2 separate regions of the Homo sapiens genome follow, and region 1 is linked to region 2. A link is an interaction called in ENCODE POLR2A ChIA-PET data of the cell type or tissue named here. Cell type or tissue: MCF 10A. All regions are shown on one strand. Links, peaks and the distances in the headings refer to the core of each region. The heading gives the core; the rest is flanking DNA.

Region 1 (16,521 bases), core at 5,679-10,678, 100 kb after region 2:
TTATGTACATAATTATAATTCATGGGAAATAATACTTGAATAATAATATAATAATAATAAATATGCTGATTTTTACTACAAGAAGATGAGTTTTGGGAAAGGCCTGAAAATGACCTGCCTACCTAGTTCAGCTGCAAAGACTGTTACAGGAGTTCAAAATCCAAAGCACTTAGTTCTCATTTACCAAAAGTAACTCGGTAAATTATGATGTAACATTTATTACAGCATGATTAAATTTTAACCTCCCTAAAAAGAAGGAAAGCACATAAGTTCGTCATGAATTGACTTAACTTTAGAAGAGACTCTAAGACAATAACTGAATATTAGTTAGAAAAAACAAGGAATTTAGAGCGTTCGTTAGATGACTCTTTTACCTATTAGGCACCTCTATGTTCTAAGCACTTTCCATAAATGATCACATTTAGTCTTATGACAGCCTATGGTTTTTTAAAATCACCTTTCCAGAAAAGTGTAGGTGACATTTGGCCAAAACTTTACAGATAATAGGTGCCTGAGCCTCATTACCTGAGCCTTGTTATCACCTTCTCCCGCATGCTTTTCAGTGCTTCAGGCACCACACTTCCCTCTTTCAACAGATCAGAATGGCACCAAGTGTGACTTATTAGGTGACTTAGGTAAATCAGGAAAAACCACAAGGAATGTCCCACTCAAATATTGTCTGAGTAATTTTGTCAGGCCTGTCTGTACCCAAATAAGTGGTTCAGCCACTTATCTGTAAAGTTTTAGCCACTTATTTGGTTCACGAATCTGAATCAAATCTGTGCTTTCCACTAAAACCTAGTGCTTTTACCTTTCTTGCTTTTTTAAAAATGTTGGAATTATTTATTTTTGTGGGTACATAGTAGGTATATTTATTTATAGGGTACATGAAGTGTTTTGATACAGGCATGCAATATGTAATAATTACATCATGGAGAATGGGGTGTCCATCCCCTCAAGCGTTTATCCTTTTTGTGACAGACAATCCAATTATACTCTTTTAGTTATTTTTAAATGTACAACTAAATTATTATTGACTATAGTCACTCTGTTGTGATATCAAATACTAGGTCTTATTCATTCATTCATTCTATTTTTTTGTACCAATTAACCATCCCCACATCCCCCACCAGCTCACCCCCGATACCCTTCCTAGCCTCTGGTAATCATCCTTCTACACTCTCTATCTCCATGAGTTCAATTGTTTTGATTTTTTAGATCCCACAAAGAAGTGAGAACATGTGATGTTTGTCTTTTTGTGCCTGGCTCATTTCACTTAACATAATGACCTCCAGTTCTATCCATGTTGTTGCAAATAACAGGATCTTATTCTTGTTTACAGTTGAATAATACTCCATTGTGTATATGTGCCACATTTCAATAGATCCTTTCATCTGTTGATGGGCACTTAGGTTCTTCCCAAATCTTGGATATTGTGAAGAGGACTGCAAAAAAAACATACATGGGATTACAGATATCTCTTCAATATACTGATTTCCTTTCTTTGGGGTATATACCCAGCAGCGGGACTGCTGGATCATATGGTAGCTCTACTTTTAGAGGAGCCTCCAAACTGTTCTCCGTGGTGGTTGTGCTAATCTGCATTCCCACCTACAGTGAACTAGGGTTTCCTTTTCTCTACATCCTCACCAGCATTTATTATTGCCTATCTTTTGGATAAAAGCCATTTTAACTGGCGATGATAGCTCATTTTAGTTTTGATTCACATTTTTCTGATGATCTGTAATGTTAAGTACCTTTTCATATGCCTCTTTGCCATTTGTATCTTCTTTTGAGAAATGTCTATTCAAACCTTTTTGCCCATCTTTTTATCAGATTATGAAATTTTTTTCCTGTAGAGTTGTTTGAGCTCCTTATATATTCTAGTTATTAATCCCATGGCAGATCGGTAGTTTGCAAATATTTTCTCCCATTCTGTGGCTTGTCTGTTTTGTTTGCTGTGCAGAAGGTTTTTAATGTAATATGATCCCATTTGTCCATTTTTGCTTTGGTTGCCTGTTCTTTTCGGGTATTACTCAAGAAATTTTTGCCCAGACCAATGTCCTGGAGATTTTCCCTGATGTTTCCTTGCAGTGAAATAATTTGAGGTCTTAGATTTAAGTTTTTAATCCATTTCTATTTGATCTTTGTATACGCTGAGAGATAGGGGTCTAGTTTCATTCTTTTGCAAATGGATATCCAGTTTTTCCATCACCATTTACTGACGAAACTGTCTTCCTCAGTGTATGTTCTTGGCACCTTTGTTGAAAATGAGTTCACTGTAGGTCCGTGGATTTGTTTCTGGGTTCTCTTTTCTCTTCCATTGGTCTATGTGTCTGTTTTTATGCCAGTACCATGCTGTTTGGGTTACTATCAGTCTGTAGTATAATTTGAAATCAGGTAATATGATTTCTCCATTTTTTTTTTTTTTTTTTTTTTTGCTTAGGATAGCCATGGCTCTTCTGGGTCTTTTGTGGTTTCATATAAATTTTAGGATAGTTTTTTTCTATTTCTATGAAGAATGTCATTGGTATTTTGATAGGAATTGCACTGCATCTGTTGATTGCTTTGGATAGTATGAACTTTTTAAAAATATTGATTCTTCTAGTCCGTGAACATGGAATATGTTTCCATTTTTTGATGTCTTCTTCAAATTTTTTTATCAGTGTTTTTATAATTTTCATTGTAAAGATCTTTTACTTCTTAGGTTAATTCCTAGGCATTTAATTTTGTTTGTGGCTATTGTAAATGGAATTACTTTTTTATTTCTTTTTCAGATTGATTGTTTACTGTTGGCATATAGAAATGTTACTGATTCTTGTATGTGAATTTTGTATCCTGCAATTTTACTGAATTTGTTTATCAGTTCTAATAGTTTTTTGGTGGAGGCTTTAGATTTTTCCAAATATAAGATCACGTCATCTGCAAATCATTATAATTTGACTCTTCCTTTCCAATTTTGATGCCCTTTATGTCTTTCTCTTGTCTAATTGCTCTAGCTAGGACTTCCAGTACTATGTTGAATTACAGTGGTTAAAGTGGGAGTCCTTGTCATGTCCCAGATCTTAGAGGGAAGGCTCTTAGTTTTTCCCCATTTAATATGATACTAATTGTGGGTCTGTCATATATGGCTTTTATTATATTGAGGTATCTTCCTTCTATACCTAGTTTTTTTAGGTTTTTTTTTTTATCATGAAGGGATGTTGAATTTTATCAAGTGCCTTTTCAGCAACAATTGAAATGATCATATGGTTTTTGTCCTTCATTCTGTTGATGTGATGTATCACACTGATTGATTTGCATTATGTTGAACCATCCTTTCATCCCTGGAATAAATCCTGCTTGGTCATGATGAATGATCTTTTTAATGTATTGCTGAATTCAATTTGCTAGTATTTCGTTCAGGATTTTTGCATCAATATTCATTGGAGTTATTGCCCTGTAGTTTTCTTTTTTCTTTCTTTTTTCTTTTTTTTCTTTTTTTGACGTGTCTCTTTCAGGGTTTGGTATCAAGGTAATATTGGCCTCCTAGAATGAATTTAGAAGTATTCTGTCCTCTACTTTTTGGAATAATTTGAGTATGAGTGGTATTAACATTTCTTTAAATGTTGGTAGATTTCAGCAGTGAAGCCATTAGGTCCTTGGCTTTTCTTTACTGGAAGACTTTTTATTATGGCTTCAATCTCATTAATTTAAAATCTAGTACTTTTAAAATAATGTAAATAACTGTCACAGAAAACTAGGTAATTAGGTAGAGACAAAGAAGATAAGAAATGGGGTTAATATCTAGAAAGCAGAGATACTATTTCCTTCCCCCCAAGTCATCACAAAAGGAAATAATTAAGAGCTATGAAATAATAAACAAATATTAACATTGATATAATCCACTGATATTATTCAAATTTCTCACTTTATTTGTATTCTTGTTTGTTTGCATGTGCATTCAGTTCTACACAGTTTTATCACATATGTTGATTGGTGTATCCACCATCACAGTCAAGATACAGAAGAATTCCATCAACACAAGGATTACCCATGTTGCCTTTTTATAACGCACTCACCTCCCTCATGCCCATCCCCCTCACCTCTAATTCTGACAGCCACTAATCTGGTTTTGATATCTAAAATTTTGTCATTTTCAACAATGTTATATAAATGGAATTATACAGTGTGTAAACTTAGAGTATATAAACTTTCTGGATTATATGTTTTTTATTCAGCATAATTCCTATGACATTCATTTAAGATTTTATATGTGTCAATCATCCATTTTTTTTCTTTTTTACTGCCAAATAGTACTCCATAGTATGGGGTATGGGTGTACCAGAGTACTTTTTTTTTTTTTTTTGAGAGGGAGTCTTGCTCTGTCCCTGAGGCTGGAGTGCAGTGGCGTGATCTCAGGTCACTGCAACCTTCGCCTCGTGGGTTTTAAGCAATTCTCTGCCTCAGCCTCCCGAGTAGCTGGGATTACAGGCATGTGCCACCACACCCAGCTAATTTTTGTATTTTTAGTAGAGACTGGAGATTTCACCATCTTGGCCAGGCTGGTCTTGAACTCCTGACCTCGTGATCCACCCACCTTGGCCTCCCAAAGTGCTGGGATTACAGGTGTGAGCCACCACACCCCACCCTGGAGTACTTTTAACGAGATCCAATTTATCAATTTTTCCATTTAATGGAGTGCGCTTTCGGTGTCAAATCTAAACAATCTTTGCCTACCCCTATGCTATTTCCCAAGATTTTGTAAGTGCTATAGTTTTATACTTTACACTTAAATCTTAGATCTCATAGATTTTTCTCATGTGTTTTTTTTCTTTTTCTAGTTTTATGTTTCAAATTTAAGTCCAGGATTTATTTTGAGTTAATTTTTATATAAGGTATGAGGTTTACATCAAGATTTATTTATTTATTTGCCTGTAGATGTTCAGTTGTTCTCAAAAATGCTATCCTTTCTCCTTTGATTTACATTTGCACCTTCATAAAAAATTGGTTGTACATGTTTGTGTGTAGATGTATTTTTAAGCGTCTAATATGAACTAATCATTGAACAAATATCTCTTGAGCCCCTACGATGAGCCAAGCAATATTCTAGGTGCTGGGAATGCCACACTACCCAAAGCAGACAAAAAATGCCATACTCAAGGAGCTTATAGTCTAGTGAGAAAAATAAATATAAACCAGATAAATAAATATATACAAGGTCAGAGAAAGAAGTAGCATGACGAAAAATAACACAGAGTAATGTGCTGGGTGGTAAGGTGTGAGGTGGGATGGGCAGCACACGTTAGATGATATGGTCAAGGAAGGCTTCTCTGAATAAGTTACATTCGAGTAAAGGCCTGAATTGAGTGAGGGAGTGAGCCATGAAAATACCAAGGAGAAAAGTTTTGTCTGAAGAGGGAACATCATGTTCTGCAAGCTCAAAAGACTGAATATGGGTAAGAGGATGAAGACTTCAATTTTCAGTATAGCTGTGTAAGTGTCTACTGGTCCCACCCTCCCACAGATAGCAATTCTAAACTCTGAATAAAATACGGAAGAAAACAACAAAAATCCTACCTTAGGGAACCAGAAAGTGAACAAAAGCAGATACATTCTAAAGGAGCAATAAGTCTTAGAAGAAGGGGACACCATAGATCAAACTTCCCATTTGTTATGCCTTTTAGCCTGAGAGAATATCAAAGTTGACATGATGTGGCATGGCTAAAACTCTGAGACAAAACCAAGTCTTCCTGGTTTGAAAAAAACAGAGCTTTGGGCAGCAACAGCCACTAGAAAATTATGGGAGTCATAAAAATTAAAGAACCAAAGAGAAGAGCCCATCCTGTGTATAAACTCTGCCCAAATCTCTGGCTGATCTCTGAATCACCCATGAGCAGGACAGACTAAAAACAGAGCAGCTAAGGATAAAAGAAGTAAACTGAGATTTGGGCTGCTCCAGAGAGAGAGAGTTTTCAGGTTGGATGCAAGTAAGTTAGTTGTCTGTTTAAATGAAAAACAAAAAATAGTACAAACAAAAATAACTTTCTTTTTGGGGAGAATATAATAGAATCCATTTATAATGTCCAGGATACAATTCAAAATTACTGGACATATGAAGAAACTAGAAAATCTGAACTCCAGTTAAGGGAAAGGAAAGTCAATGGTGACTGTCTTTAAGATGATACAAATGTTGGAATTAGCAGGCAAGTTTTTTAAAACAGCCATTATAAATATGCTCAGTGATGTAAAGGTATATATGCTTGGTAATGAATAGGTAGATAAGAAATCTCAGTAGAAAATAAAATATTAAAAAGCATTGGCCAGGCACAGCCTGTAATCCCAGCACTTTGAGAGGCCGAGGCAGGTGGATCACGAGGTCAGGAGATAGAGACCATCCTGGCTAACATGGTGAAACCCCGTGTCTACTAAAAATACAAAAAATTAGCCAGGCATGGTGGCATGCACCTGTAGTCCCAGCTACTCTGAAGGCTGAGGCAGGAGAATCACTTGAACCTGGGAGGCGGAGGTTGCAGTAAGCCGAGATCGCGCCACTGTATTCCAGCCTGGGCTACAGAGCGAGACTCTATCTCAAAAAAAAAAAAAAAAAAAAAAGGCATCAAAACATTCTACAACTAAAACGTACCCTCTGAAATAAGAATGTCACTGGAGGAACTTGGCAGTTGAATGGAAATGAAAGGAAAGAGCCAATGAACTTAAGGATAAATCAACAGAAATTGTCCAGTCTGAAGTAGAGAAAGATAAAACATTTATATAAAAAACAGAGCCTCAGGACTTATAAGACAATATCAGATAACCAAATAAACATGTCATTGGAGTTCCATAATAGGAAAAAGAGAATGAAGTAGTAAAATTATCTGAAAAAATAGATTTCTCAAACTTGAGAAAAGAGGTACATTTACAGGTTCAAGGTGTTCAGTGAAACTCAAGCTGAACAAATATGAAGAAAACCATGCCTAGGCACATTATAGTCAAACTGCTGAAAACCAAAAATAAAGAGGAAATCTTAAAAGCATCCAGGAAAAAGACAGTGCTTACATACAGGGAATACTTTGAATAACTGCTGACTTCTCTTCAGAAATGACAGAAGTCAGAAAATAATATATAAAATTAGTCTTTGAGAAAAAACTAATCAAGAATTCTGAGTAGAGGAACAACCACTTGAGCTCTCCATGACTGCTATGAGGAGGTAAGAGAAGAAGCCTAAAGCCAGAAGCCTATTGTAGTAATCTAGTCCAGAAGTGATGGTGTTTTAGGCCAGGGTGATAGTGTAAATGTGATTAGAAATGACAGAATTGGGGATATATTTAGATTATGTCACTGATTTCTATAGTCATTTCTTTGCATAGGCTCTCAACCTCCTGTTTAAAAATCATTCTTGAACATGCTTGTTTGAAAGATTTCTAACCCTTCTTGGTAAAACGAGACGTGAAGAATAATGGAAGTACAAGAGTCAAAGGACTGGATGAAGATCCATTTTGGGTCAAATAATAGTTGGAACTGGGGTAAATGAAATTTTAAAAATAGACCTATATTGTAGAAATTATCCCATAATTCTAACACAAACATTTTTCCATTCTCTCGAAAACATTTCAAAGTAAGAAGGAAATGAATTAAATGACTGATTAGATATAAGGAAAAGAGAAGATGTGAAGAAACTGTGGTTTTCCGGCTTGAAGACATTGGTTCAATTTAAGAAACACATAATGACTCAAGTACAGAGAATAAATATAGGGTAGGCCTTAATGGGCTATCAGTCTGATGTCAAGAGACATTTGAGTAACTACCCAGTGTTAGGTAAGGAGTGTACTGGGTGTGGGCTATATCAGCCAGGAAAGCTGAGTCATTACACCTGAAGTCATATATCGATGAGGTACACGTGACCTGGCTGAGTTGGCTTAGCCTATATCAAAAGCAGCCCGTGTCTAGAATTGCTCTAGTCTTATAAGGCAATGCTTAGAAGGGAATATTTGCATTTCCAAAGTTCTCATGAGGCTCTCACTCATTCAGATAAAATCATCTCAACTGTGAATCTGCTGTGAAGATTTTGAAAGCTGGAAACTTGCCTGGAAACTAATCTGGAAAATGTGACTAATCTCTCTGCCTGTATCCAGACCTTGATAATGTCCTCCCATATTTCTGTATCTTTTGATTTACCCAAGCATCTGATGTCCGCATCCATCAGAGCCTCCTCTTGACGTTTGTCAATACTATAAATACTATCATTGCATAGACATTGGGATTCATGCAAGACCCCATGCCCGTTATAGCCAAGTCTCTGTGAGGAAACAGGACAATGAAGGGGAGAGATGTGATACTATGAGATAGCTAAAGCCCGTGGATTAGTCTGTTCTCGCACTGCTATAAAGAAATACTTGAGACCGGCCGGGCGCGGTGACTCATGCCTGTAATCCCAGCACTTTGGGAGGCCGAGGTGGGCAGATCATGAGGTCAGGAGATTGAGACCATCCTGGCTAACGTGGTGAAACCCCGTCTCTACTAAAAATACAAAAAATTAGCCGGGCGTAGTGGCGGGCGCCTGTAGTCCCAGCTACTTGGGAGGCTGAGGCAGGAGAATGGCGTGAACCCGGGAGGCGGAGCTTACAGTGAGCCGAGATCCCGCCACTGCACTCCAGCCTGGGCGACAGAGCGAGACTCCGTCTCAAAAAAAAAAAAAAAAAAAAAAAAATTAGCCAGGTGTGGTGGCAGGTGCCTGTAGTCCCAGCTACTCGGGAGGCTGAGGCAGGAGAATGGTGTGAACCCAGAAGGCAGAGCTTGCCGTGAGCCGAGATCGCACCACTGCACTCCAGCCTGGGCAGCAGAGGGAAACTCTGTCACAAAAAAAAAAAAAAAAAAAAAAAGAAAGAAAAAACTTGAGGCTGGGTAATTTACAAATAAAAGAGGTTTAATTGGCTCACAGTCCACAGGCTGTGTAGGAAGCACTGCTGAGAGAGCCTCAGAAAACTTTCAGTCATGGTGGAAGGCAAAGGGGACACAAATCCAAACCATATCACTTTGAGAGGCATGATAGAAGTAGACCTTACCAATGGGGCATGAAAACTATACCTTTAGCTTCCAAGAATCTGGTCCAGAGAAATAGTATTGGAATAATATAGACAAAAAACCAACAAAATCTAACACCTAGGTTATTCTTTCCTGCAGGGAGCCAAAACAGTGTAGATGAAACTTACAGATTCTGGGACTTATTCACATTTTCCACCTAACTGGGGACAGAGTAACCTTGGGGATATCAGGTGTAGTTGTAAACAAAAAAAAAATGTGGCCAATATAAGCACTGAAAAGATGAATCCTGTTGTGAGGAATATAGCAATTTCTCCTATATCTGACTGCATTATGGGTAAGGATATTCTACGTCAATGGGAAGACCAGCCATTACCCCGCCCCGAGATCAGTGGGGTATAGAAAACCCTTGGTCAGGTGCAATGGCTCACGCCTGTAATGCGAGCACTTTGGGAGGCCGAGGCAGGCAGATCATTTGAGGTCAGGAGTTTGAGACCAGCCTGGCCAACATGGTGAAACCCTGTCTCTACTAAAAATGCAAAAATTAGGCAGGTGTGGTGGCACGTGCCTGTAATCCCAGCTACTTGGGAGGCTGAGGCAGGAGAATCGCTTGAACCCAGGAGGCAGAGGTTGCAGTGAGCTGAGATTGCACCACCGCACTCCAGTCTGGGCTACAGAGTGAGACTCTGTCTCAAAAAAAAAGAAAAAAAAGAAGACTCACCTTCTTTACAATTTTTAATTTAATTTTTATTGAAGAATATTTTACATGCAAAAAAGCACATCGTCTCAAATGCAGAGCTAGTTGACTTTTCACACACTGAACATACCCATGTAACATCACCCAGATGAAGAAACAAAACATTACCAGGACTTCCAAAGCCTTCCTCATACCCCCATCCCGGGGGAAATTGCTATTTTGACTTAAACACTATGAATTACTTTTGCCTGTTTTTATACATTACATACATGAAACAAAACAGTATGTACATCTTTTGTATCTGGCATCTTTCACTAAACACTTTCTGTTTTGAAATTCATCTGTATAATCATTCATTTCATTGTTGCGGTATATTTCGTCATATGATGTATCACCATTAATTTATCCTCTACTACTCATGAGCATTTTGATCATTTCAAGTTTGGGGTTATTGTAAATAGGGCTGCTATAAACATTCTAGCACATGTCCATAGGTGAATAGATACGGATGCATTTTTGAGAGGTAATCTCTAGGGGTAGAATTGCTGGATCATAGAGTAGACATATGTTCAGCTTAGTTGCCAAAGAATTTTGTAAGGCAGTTGGACCAATTTATACTTTCACCAGCAGGTTTTCAGAGTTACGGTTGGAATACATTTTTACTAATACTTGATATTTTATCATTTTAGCTATTCTTCTGAGTATGAATTCTGAAATTGTACTTTGTGTTTGATTTTAATTTACCTAATGACTAATGAAGTTAACCAAGTTTTCTTATGTCTATAAACCAATTGGATATCATTTTTTGTGAAGGTTCTTCAGGTCTTTTTCCATTCTCTTGGTGGGTTGATTATCTTTTTAAATTTATTTGTAAAAGTTCTTTATATTTGGGGGGCACAAGCCCTTAGTTTGACATGAGCTTTGCAAATAGTGCTTTCCAGATTGTAGCTTGCCTTTCACTCTCTTACTGGTGTCCATATCAGTGTTCTAGGGCTGCCATGACAAAATATCAAAGACTAGGGGGATTAAACAACAGAGTTTTGGTTTTTCTTATTCTCACAGTTCTGGGGCAGGGAGTCTGGGATCAAGGTATGAGCATGCTTGTTTTCTTCCGAGCCTCTCTCCTTGGCTTGCAGATGGCCAAGCCATCTTGAATGGCTTGAATAACTTTCAAGCTTGTTATTATTGGGTGAAAGGGATATCAAACAAAACCAAATATCCCTTAAGTATAAAGTGGAAACAAGAAGTTACTCTAGAGAAATACTAGTAATCAGAATGGAGGAGACTCAGAAGAAGATGGCATATTTGATCTGATACAGGTCAGGAAGAGTAGGAAATGAAAATGTAGGGTAAAGATATTTCAGATAAAGGATGCAAGTATGTGTTTTTTGAGGACAACATATACAATAAAGTAGAAAAGTAAGTTAATCTGAGAAACATCAGAAAATGACTTACAGAGAGCCCTAATTTTTCATTACTCAGAAATCAAAGTAAAAACAAAGATAATTTGATTTTTGATAGGTAATTATTTATTCAGCCAGTCCACCAAATCCAGGAAAGCAGGAACTTAAACTGAACTAAGACAAAAATTATGAATTGTTTCATGTGATCGGTGCCACTAAGAATATTAGTGAATTCTCCTAAACACAGATATTTTTCCCCAGTAAATAATAGTACTTGAGAAACACAGAATTGCTAAAGAGAGAAATATAACTGCTTCTCTGTTTTGTGGGGAAAGGGAAGGAAAATCCTTCCTAACTGGTTTCTAACTGGCATTGTTCGTCTTCAAGTCTCACACGTGTTCCAGTCGTTTAATCTCCAGAGACAGCTTTTACACCTCCAGGGTCATTTTCGAATCCTCTGGGTGTGGGAGACACTGCATGAGCTTTCTACCCGTGAGCACTTGCTCACAACCTTCAGAGATTACCTAAATGAAATAAAGCGATAGTTTTTGAGAGGCTTCTCTCCAAATGAAATCCGAATATGTAAGATTTCTTCTGGATGTATCACTGATGACCACAAAACCGGAATGTCAAAACCCTCCTCAGGACAGATGAATAAAATCCCAAAGAAACTAGGGTCTCAGCAAAGTATTCTCCCTCGGCCGTCAGGCAGCAATCAGTAGCTGGTGAAGCAGGGAAGGAACAACGCTGCAGACAACACCCAGGGGGCCTCGTTAGGGGCGACAGAAGGGACAATTCTGATGGGCCCATCTGAAATGAAGCAAAAGCATAGCATTTATTATAGAAAGTATGAGGCTGGGGGTCAAGTCAGCTGGATCTATGAGACCTTCCTATCTAGGGGTGTGGTCCTTCTTGAGCTTACCTTAACAAGTACACCAAAGTGCTTCAAAGGTGACGGTGCTAATTCTGTAAGTGATGTGCCCGAAATAAATCTTGCCAAAAGTCAGATCTCGCTGGTGTTGGCTAGGACAGTGCTCTGGAGGAGACTATCATTTTTAGAATGGGATAGGATGCCCTGAAATGTGTGCCACTTACCCACTCACAACTGGGCACCTCTGGGTGCCTGCCATGTTCTGTGCTCTGATCAAGTGATATTTTGAGGACCAACCAAAGTGATATTTTGAGGACCAACCACTTTATAGCCAGAGTCACACTGGATGGTGACATTTTCAAGTTCAACATACAGATCCTTACCCAGACAGCTTTCCATTTTCTGTCTCTGGTTTCAGACACAGAGCTATAATGGAAACACAATTTTGATCATCCTATGATTCTCAGAATAAGATCTTATAATAGTAAGAATATTGAGAGTTATGAAACATTGATAAATTATACCTGGATGGGATGCTGAGAGTTGTTCTTTACCTCCATTTATTTATGATTATAACAATAAGATTAATAATAATGCTAATAATGTTATTGCACATACTATATGTCAATGTAAGTACTAATGCAAAACATTATTACCTCCATTTTGCTAAAGAGAAAAATTAGGTACAGATAGTTTGTGTGACTTGTCTAATATTGCATAGCCTTTGGGTGGCATGATTATGATGTAAACCTAGTCACTGCGGTCCTAGAGTCAGAGTTTTCAAAATTAGTACAGTATTTCCAAACCTTGATCTTTTCATGGTCCTAAGTATATAATTTTTATTCTCATATTCTTAATATCTTGCTGTGTTAAATGGAGACAGTGTGGGGAATTAGCTCCTTGAGTTGCTATTAATAGATTAGTTAAAAAAAAAAAAAAAGGTTGACCCTATCCTTGTGGTTGACCAAAAATCTCCTATCAGGTCAACTTCATTATGAGAAGGTGGGAGCATGCATGGTTTCTAATGGAGACATCGAATACTTCAAAGATGTTGGGAATTTACCCACAGGATTCCTCATTTAAACTTAAGTAGATGCCCACTAAAATTTTGCCAAATCCTCACTGATACTCTCAAATTAAAAATTGTATCTCTAAGTCCACTAACAGAACCCTGTATATACAGACACTTGAATTATAACAAAGGTCACACTGCAGAGTTGTGTGGAAAGTATAGTTTATTAAATAAGTGCTATATGATTAATTGAACAGCCGTTGGAGAAAAACAAATTTTAACCACTACTTTCCACCATAAACACACAGGAATTCCAAGTGATTTGGAGATACTAATGTGAAAAGTTAAAACAATAAAGCTCTGGAAAATAACATAAGGAAATATTTTTTGTGACCTTGCTGTAGGCAAATATTTCTTAAACAGGATATGAAAGGTGCCAACATCAAGGAAAAAAATTATAAATAGAACTAAATTAGAATTTAGAACTTCTATTTATCAAAATTAGAACACTCATACACTGCTTGTGGAAATTTAAATTGTTGCAATCACCGTTGAACAAAATTTGGCATTATCTACTAAAGATGAATATATGGCTGGGTGTGGTGGCTCACAGCTGTAATCCCACACTTTGGGAGGACAAGGCAGGTAAAGGAGGATCACTTGAGCCCAGGAGTTCAAGACCAGCCTGGGCAACAAAGAAAGGCCCTATCTCTACAAAACACTTTTTAAAAATTAGCCAGGTATGGTGGTGTATGCCTGTAGTCCCAGCTACTCAGGAGGCTGAGGCAGGAAGATCCCTTGAACCCAGGAGTTGGAGGTTACAGTGAGCTATAATCATGCCACTACACTTCAGCCTGGGTGACAAAATGAGAACTTGTCTCAAAAAAAAAAAAAAAAAAAAAAAGAGATGAATAGATGCATACTCTATGAAATAGCAATTCCACTTTTAAGTTTATTCCCAACATAAATATTTGCACATTTGTATCAAGAGTCATGTGCAAGAATGTTCATAAGAGCATTGTTCATAATAGCCTATAACATGAAAATCCTAAACTTTTATAAGATACATAAAATGTGTTATGTTTATCCAAAGATTATACAACAATGAAAATGAATAAGCTATCACCCCATGCAAGAACACATAGATGATTTTCAAAAACATAATACTGAGTAAAGAAGGCAGGCACAAAAGAATACATACATGATTTCCTTTATATTCAAAGTAATGGCAAAAACCGCAGTGACTTTTGCACCAATCTAAATATAATGCTAAAAAGTTGATAAAACTAATCTGTGATGCTAGAGGTGAGACTAATTGGGAAGGAAAGTTGGGGAGTCACTAGGAGAGGGCACACGGAACACTTCTGGGATGCTGGTAGTGGTGATGCTTCTTGACTTGAGTGGTAGTTTGTCATGGTGGGTTCACTTTGTGATAATTTATTGACCTGTACACCTAAGATTTGGACACAGTGTTGTAGTATGTTATATTTAAATCAAAACTTTTATTCAAGCAAAAAGTGGCCTTCCAGATGACCTCTGAAAGATACATTGATAACAGTAGTGTTCAAGAGTGATAAACTGTGATCATTCATGCTATTAAAATATTGTACCATGTGTATATATTAATTATGCAAATTAAATAAATAAGTAAAGTGTAAATTTCTAAGTGCTGCCTCTGTCTAGGAGGAGACTCTTGTTTGACCTTTCATAGAGGCTCTACCTTCTTAGCAAGGGCCCTCAGTAAGTTTGGAGTTAACCTTTACATTGAGGGGCTGGAGCTGACCAATGTGAATTTCTGCAGGTGACTTCAGCCTCTCCAATTAGAACATATCCATCATCACAGTGACAGTGCACCAGAGTAGTAGAGAATAAAAAATGATCTCACATCTTCATAGGACCCATGGCCAATGGGAGGAACCATTCTGCAAACTTGAATGGTGAGAGAGAAGGTAGAGGAGAATGAGCTAGAGTTTCATTTAATGAACAATTCAGTGAGCGACCCTTCTCGTTATGCAGAACTAGGTCATTAACTTATTGTACTGCTGATGTACATTTCGTCTCCTTGACAAAATCAGTAAACTTTTACACTGTTCATGAACTTCTGGGTACAAAAGCATTAATTTAGCCACAGGGAGTTACTCCAAAACAGAATCATATTCAGTAATCATGAGGTTAAATAAAAAGAAAGGCCACAAATTAATTTTCAAAAAGCAGACAGTGCAATTTAAAAACAGCTGAGAGACTTGAATAGATGTTCCTATAGAGGGGCTATACAGATTGTCAACAGACATATTAATAGGTGCTTAATCACATGGGTCATCAGGAAATACAAATAAAAGCCACAATGAGAAATCACTACACACTCACCAGAATGTCTACAATTGAAAACTATGATAATACCAAAGTTTTCATGAGTAGGACACAATGGAACTCCAATGAACTACCTAAGGAAATATAAATTGGTACAGCCACTTCCAAAAACAGTTTGTGGTTATGTCCTAGAACCTGGCAATTACAATCATGGATATTTTCTTGGCAGAAATACACAAACATGTGCACTAAAAGACAAGCTCAGAAATGTTTTCAGCAACATTATTTGTAATGTGACCAAACATGAAAGAGCCTAAAAATCCATCAACTCTAGAACAGATAAGTAAATTATGGTACATTCAACTGATGGAGTACTAGACAGCAATAAAAATGAATGAGATACTATTTACAAAAAAATGGGTGAATCTCACAAATACATTGAGCAAAAGCAGACAGACCATTAATGTATAATTCTATTCCATTATTAAAGCTTTTAAAAATGCAAAACTAAGCTACAGAACAAGTATAAATAAAATAAAGAAATGATTACTCTGCAAATCAGGATGATGGTTACATTTGAAGAAGGATGAAGTAGTAAATGGGAGGGCCCCCATGGGACTTCTGGGGGCTGGCAATGTCCTACATCTCTACCTGGGTGACATTTTCATTAAGTGTTTGATTTTTGATGAATCATGTTGCTGTACATTTTCACTTTGTATACTTTTCTATATGTGTATTATATTCTAATAAGCTTTTTAAAAAAGAGTTGATTATCTTTGAAAATGGTTAAAGAGTGAATGAATCCGGTTGAGTCCCCCCACCTCTTCCAACTACCACCCCCTCCACAAAGAGAATGTTTTATCATTTTGCAATTTTTGGAGAGAGGTTTGTTGAAACAATGCAAAACAATGGCATATTTGGAAGTAAGAAATATGCAAAGAGCACTTTGGGAAGTTGAGGTGGGCAGATCACTTGAGGTCAGGAGTTCCAGACCAGCATGACCAACATGGCAAAACCCCGTCTCTACTAAAAATACAAAAATTAGTGTGGTGGAGCATGCCCATAATCCTGCTACTCAAGAGACTGAGGCATGAGAATCGCTTGAACCTGGGAGGTGGAGGTTGTAGTGAGCCAAGATCATGCCACTGCACTCCAGCCTGGGCAACAGAGCAAGGCTCCACCTCAAAAAAAAAAAAGAAAGAAAGAG
Region 2 (5,000 bases), core at 1-5,000:
CAGTTTAAATGTCTTAAATTATCTTATACTTTTTACAGAAGGAAATATGTCAATAAAGTTAGTTCTATAACAAATTTATAAGTGATGCTTATTTCTCTTTGCCTTGCCCTATTAAAAACTGGACGTGTTCAACCTAGAAATTTTAGACCAAGAGAAGTCATAAAATTGTAAAGAAGTAAAAAAACCACATAAAGAATTAAAATTAGTATAGTAAATCTAAATTAATCAATGTAAGCCACAAAACCAATGCTGAGTGCTAAGAGGTAATGAAACATACACAGTTTCTGTAAATTATTTTAAAAATATGAAACATTATTATGTACTACTTATGGAAACATGGAGTATAAGAATGAAAACAGACAGGAAGTAAGCACATCAGTTTCAGGGCAGTAATTGCCTTAGAGGGAGAAAAATGGGCTGGGGAAATGTTTTAAGGGAACTTTAACGATAACATCCATAATGTTTAAATTCTTAAAAATATCCAGGTGCTGGCAAAATAGGCTTCAAGGTAACAATTATGAAATATATAAAATCATTTTGAAAATACGGTCATAATGGGTAAAACTATAGATAAAACACAATTACTTGGTGCCACTGAGAACCTATCGTTTATAGAGCCTTGTAATAATACGAACTATTTGAAAGGATCTCTGTATTTTCAATTACTTAGACGACACTATTGAGATGCTTTAGCAGATCTGCAACTCTAGGGAATCCGGGAAGATTCCTTAGCATACTTTGAGGGATGGATCTCTATCAATGAACCAGACCCAGGACTCAGCCTTAAAGACAGTACATATTTGGTTCTTTGAAGGGGTCTTGAATAATTCGTTGACTCCCTAAAACTACTACAGGAAACAGAATTTTTTTTTTTTTACCAATCTTAATTTAGCATTTTTTTAATGGGGCCACAGTCTTTTTCTCTATTATTGTAAATGTTTCTTTTTTTAAAGATTTGCCCTAGTACAATCCAAGTCCGCTTCCAAATAAAGTAAAAAGTATTAGTATGAAAAACCCTGGCTACAATAAATTAGAGACCATTTAATCCTGCAATCTTGGTCAAGTTCATATTTCCACCATAGCACATTAGATCCATACTCAGTAAACCTGAACAGTGTCAACTGACCTGAAGTGGTTCCACTTCCTTTATTTGGGGTTGTTTCATGAAAATGCTTGGTTGTCCTGGAAACAGGTGTACTCCGTGTTGCTGTAATATGAGCAGAAGGGAATCTTTGTGTACTCTTGAGACCATTAGTCACTGGGGAATGTACATTAGTGGACTTACGTGCTGCTGAAGGACTCTGCGTAAATGCAACTTTTGCTGTGGTGAATTTTTGGGCTGTTAGTGTGGCCTGTGTAGCAGAAGCATTTGTCATCATGGGATTCTGAGCTGCAGAAGGGGTCTTTGTAGATAGGGTTTTTGATATGAAAGATGTCTGAGCTGCTGCTGGGGATTTGGTGGCTGAATCATTTGCTCTGGTGGGTTTCTGAAGAGTTGGTAGGGTTCCTGTAGCTGAAACATTTACTATGGTGTGTCTTTGAGGTGTTGATGAGACTCCTGTAGCTGGAACATTTATTGTGGTGGGTTTCTAAGGTGTTGGTGTGACTATTGTAGCTGGGACATTTACTGTGGTGGGTTTCTGAGGAGTTGGTGGGGTTCTTGTAGCTGAAACATTTTCTGTGGTGTGTTTTTGAAGAACTGATGGAGTCTCTGTACCTTGAGCATTTGGTGTGGTGGTTTTTGTGGTGGTTTTCTGAGAAGTTGGTGAGACTTCTGTAGTTGGAACATTTACTGTGGTAGGTTTCTGAACTGTTGGTGGGACCTTGGAAGTTAGAGATTTTCCTGTGAAAGAAAAGGTTGAGAAACAAGTTAGCTAAATATTGCTGGCCACATTAACATTCTTAGCCATTGCTTGCTCTGTGGCTATCCTTTCTCTCTCCCCACAAACACCTAGGTATGACTTTCAGGAAACCAACTCTTATTGAGTATTTCTCAAGGAGCTGAAGTTCTAAGTTGCGTTTGCTTTGATATAAATTATACCTATGGGTAACTAAAGAAGACTTATACCAAAGTATACTGAGGTGCTTAAGCTGCTTCTTGTGAAATAAACAAATCAAAGAGTCACTAGTGATCTTATTCTGTGGCACATCTCTATTTTGTCTCCCAAATTATCTTTTGTGCTAATACTAAAGAACAACAGGATGTTGTTCTAGAACAACTAAGCCAACAGAGACAGTCACAGCCTTTTCTATCACTTAACCTTAATGAGCCTGAGAATTTGTTTTGTTTCACGTCTTGTTTAAAGTGATACTCGAGTCTGAGTAAAAATAACTCCTTTTAATTCTCTTGTGCTGGTTACCAACTTTCCATACACCAGTTCCTCTTTAGATTTCAGACTAGATAACAAGTCAGGTGAAACTTTCATTAAGAACATATTCTGAAAAGCATAAATCTAACAGCAGAGCAACTTTTTCAGTCTTCAGAGCCCAACTGCCATTGGGTCACTTATACAAAGTCCCCTGTTGAGGCAGTATTGGGTAGTGCCGAAGCCTGATTTCACCACGTATTAGTGAGCTCTAGCAAGTCCCTAACCCTTCTAAGCTATAGTTTCCTCATCTGTAAAATGAGGATAAAAGCAGAACAGATTGAGTAATTATTATTGAGGAAGGATTAAGGGAAATAATTGAGTAAGCTATTTCACAGTGTCTGTCCCTGAAGCAAGAGATTACATCATCCAGGATGACTGTTGCCAGCCCCATCACACACGGGATGCCCTAGGAACTCAGATGGTATCGGTCATTTTTTTCTGCCTCCTAACCTATCTCACAGGCTGCTATAAGGGATAAATTGAGTAAAACGCCTAGCAGGTAACAGCATTTAGCAGGCACTCAAACAATGATAATCATTATTAAGATAAGTAAAGTTTTTTTATGAACTTTTCATTCTAAGACCCTCCTATATAAAAACTATTCTAAATTATTCTTTGTTCTATCAAGTTAGTTCTCAGTTTTGATCCAGAGAATGTATATACTACCTTAGAGTTTAAATTTCCTAGAAGTTAATTTTTTAGTTATCTTTTCGTTACTGACATCTAGTTTAATTCCACTGTGGCTAGAAGGTATGCTCTGAATAACTTCAATCTTTTGCAATGTATTGTAGCTTAGAGCCCAGCAAAGGGTCAATTTTGGTAAATAGCCCATGCGCACTTGAAAAAACATACCTGTCATCGGTCCTAATAGATTCAATGGTCTCATATGTATATATGTTTAATTGTTGCTCAGATCTTTAGTCTCACTGATTTTTGGTTGCTTGTCCTATTAGCTATTGAGATAGGTGTGGAATTTTCTAACTATGAGTGTGTATTTGTCTATTTTTTCTGTCCATTTTTGCTACATATAGATTGAAGCTATTTTATCAAGTACATATAGATTCCAGATTATGATATATTACTGTTGAGTTGGCCTCCTTATCATTATGAACTGTTTCATCTTAAAATATACATTGATATTAATGTAACTGTGTCAGCTTATTTTGAAGGGTTAATATTTGCATGGTATATTTTTCCATCCTTTACTTTCAACTATTCTGTGTTCTTGTAATTAAACTGTGTCTCTTGTAAATAGTAAAGAACTAGGTTCTTTTTAAAATCTTTTTAAGTCTGACAATCTTGGTCAAATTGCACTTAACATAATTACTGACATACTTGGGTTTATATCAACAACCTTATTAGTTTTCTATTTCTCCCATCTATTCTGTGTTCCTTTCTGCTTCTCTCTCTCTCGTTCTCTTTTGGATTAAATATCCATTATTATTCTTTTATTAGCTTGTGATTTATGTATTCTTCTGTCATTCATTTGTAGCAACCCTAGAGATCACAATATTTATTAGACTATAAGTCAATTATGCAAACTATCACTTTTACCACCTTTTCAGTACTGCTAGAACTGTGTAACCTTTAAATGAATTTACCTCTTTCTGCCTTTCGCATTGTTATTGTGCATTTGTATTCTATGTATAATTCAGACCCCACAGGACATTACATTCACTGTTTGTAAACTCAGTATTCATTTATCCTTGTCACTGTTCATTTCCTTTTGTATTTTCATGTTTTACCTGGCATTATTTTCATTCTACTTGAAGAATTTCCTTTAGTTTCTCATTCTGTGCATGTTTGGTCTGCTAGTGCAAAGTTTTCTTGGTTTTTGTCTGAATACATCTCTATTTTGCATTCAGTTTTGAAGGATATATTAACTGGGTATAAAATTCTAGGTGAACAGTAATTTTCTTACAGTATTTTAAAGATTTCTTCTTATTGTCTTTTGGTTTGCATCATTTTTTGCTGAGCAGTAATCAGTTATACTGTTGCTTCTTTGAAGTTTTTGTTGTTTGTTTTTGCTACGAGTGGTTTTATTTTTGTTCAGCTTAGAGTTAGATTTTTTGCTAAAGTGGTTTTATTTTTATTCAGCTTAGAGTCAGAGAGCTTCTTGAATCTGTTGGCTAATGTACTTTATCAGTTTTGGAAAATTCTGAGTAAGTATCATTTTAAATATTTCTTCTGCTCCTATTTCTCTTCTCCTCCTCCTCCTTCCCCTCTTCCTTTTTGTCTCACTTTCTCTTTTTCCTAATGTGTTAGCACAGTTTAACATGTCTCAAATGTCTCAAACTTTTATCTATATTTCACATTCCTTTTTCTCTTTGTGCATCAGTTTGGGTATTTTTAACCGATCTTTCAGTTCCTAATACTGTTTCCTGCTCTGCCTGAATAGCTAAACCTATCTATTGTGTTCTTAATTTCAGATATTTTCCAGTTGTAGAATATTCATTTTACACCATTTTTGCAGATTCCAACTGAAGTTCTCTTTTCTTTTATCATCTTAAACTTGTTAATCAGTTATTTTAAGGTTCTCATTTGCTAACTCAATTATCTGGATATTCTTTATTTGGTTTTGTTTTCTCTTGATTTGGTCACATTTTCTTGCTTCCTTCCATATCTAACAGT

Evidence for each region. Peaks named below come from ENCODE experiments on the same cell type or tissue, not always from the same donor. Only the 100,000 strongest peaks of a DNase experiment are listed, where the experiment ranks them.
Region 1: POLR2A ChIA-PET joins it to region 2 with 5 read pairs; 10 of 35 experiments call an interaction of 5 or more read pairs at or near these places.

The regions. Positions count from the first base shown.
Region 1 is chr1:207,224,198-207,240,718 of GRCh38, reverse strand. All of the region lies in intron 1 of LOC107985251 (a long non-coding RNA gene), which reads left to right. LINC02942 (long intergenic non-protein coding RNA 2942) reads right to left here and starts at 607. Exons shown (of 4, transcript NR_186170.1): 1 at 526-607. It also overlaps the pseudogene C4BPAP2. In MCF 10A, for the core only: no CTCF peak of the experiment used is centred there; a DNase peak (open chromatin) is centred at 7,828.
Region 2 is chr1:207,333,536-207,338,535 of GRCh38, reverse strand. It overlaps CD55 (CD55 molecule (Cromer blood group)), which reads right to left. Exons shown (of 10, transcript NM_000574.5): 7 at 1,718-1,843; 8 at 1,127-1,207. Among named protein-coding and RNA genes, the nearest start is that of CD55, 14 kb to the right of the region's middle. RefSeq lists enhancers at 1,905-1,984, 2,025-2,084, 2,475-2,544, 2,595-2,644, 2,655-2,834. In MCF 10A, for the core only: a CTCF peak has its summit at 2,563; a DNase peak (open chromatin) is centred at 2,735.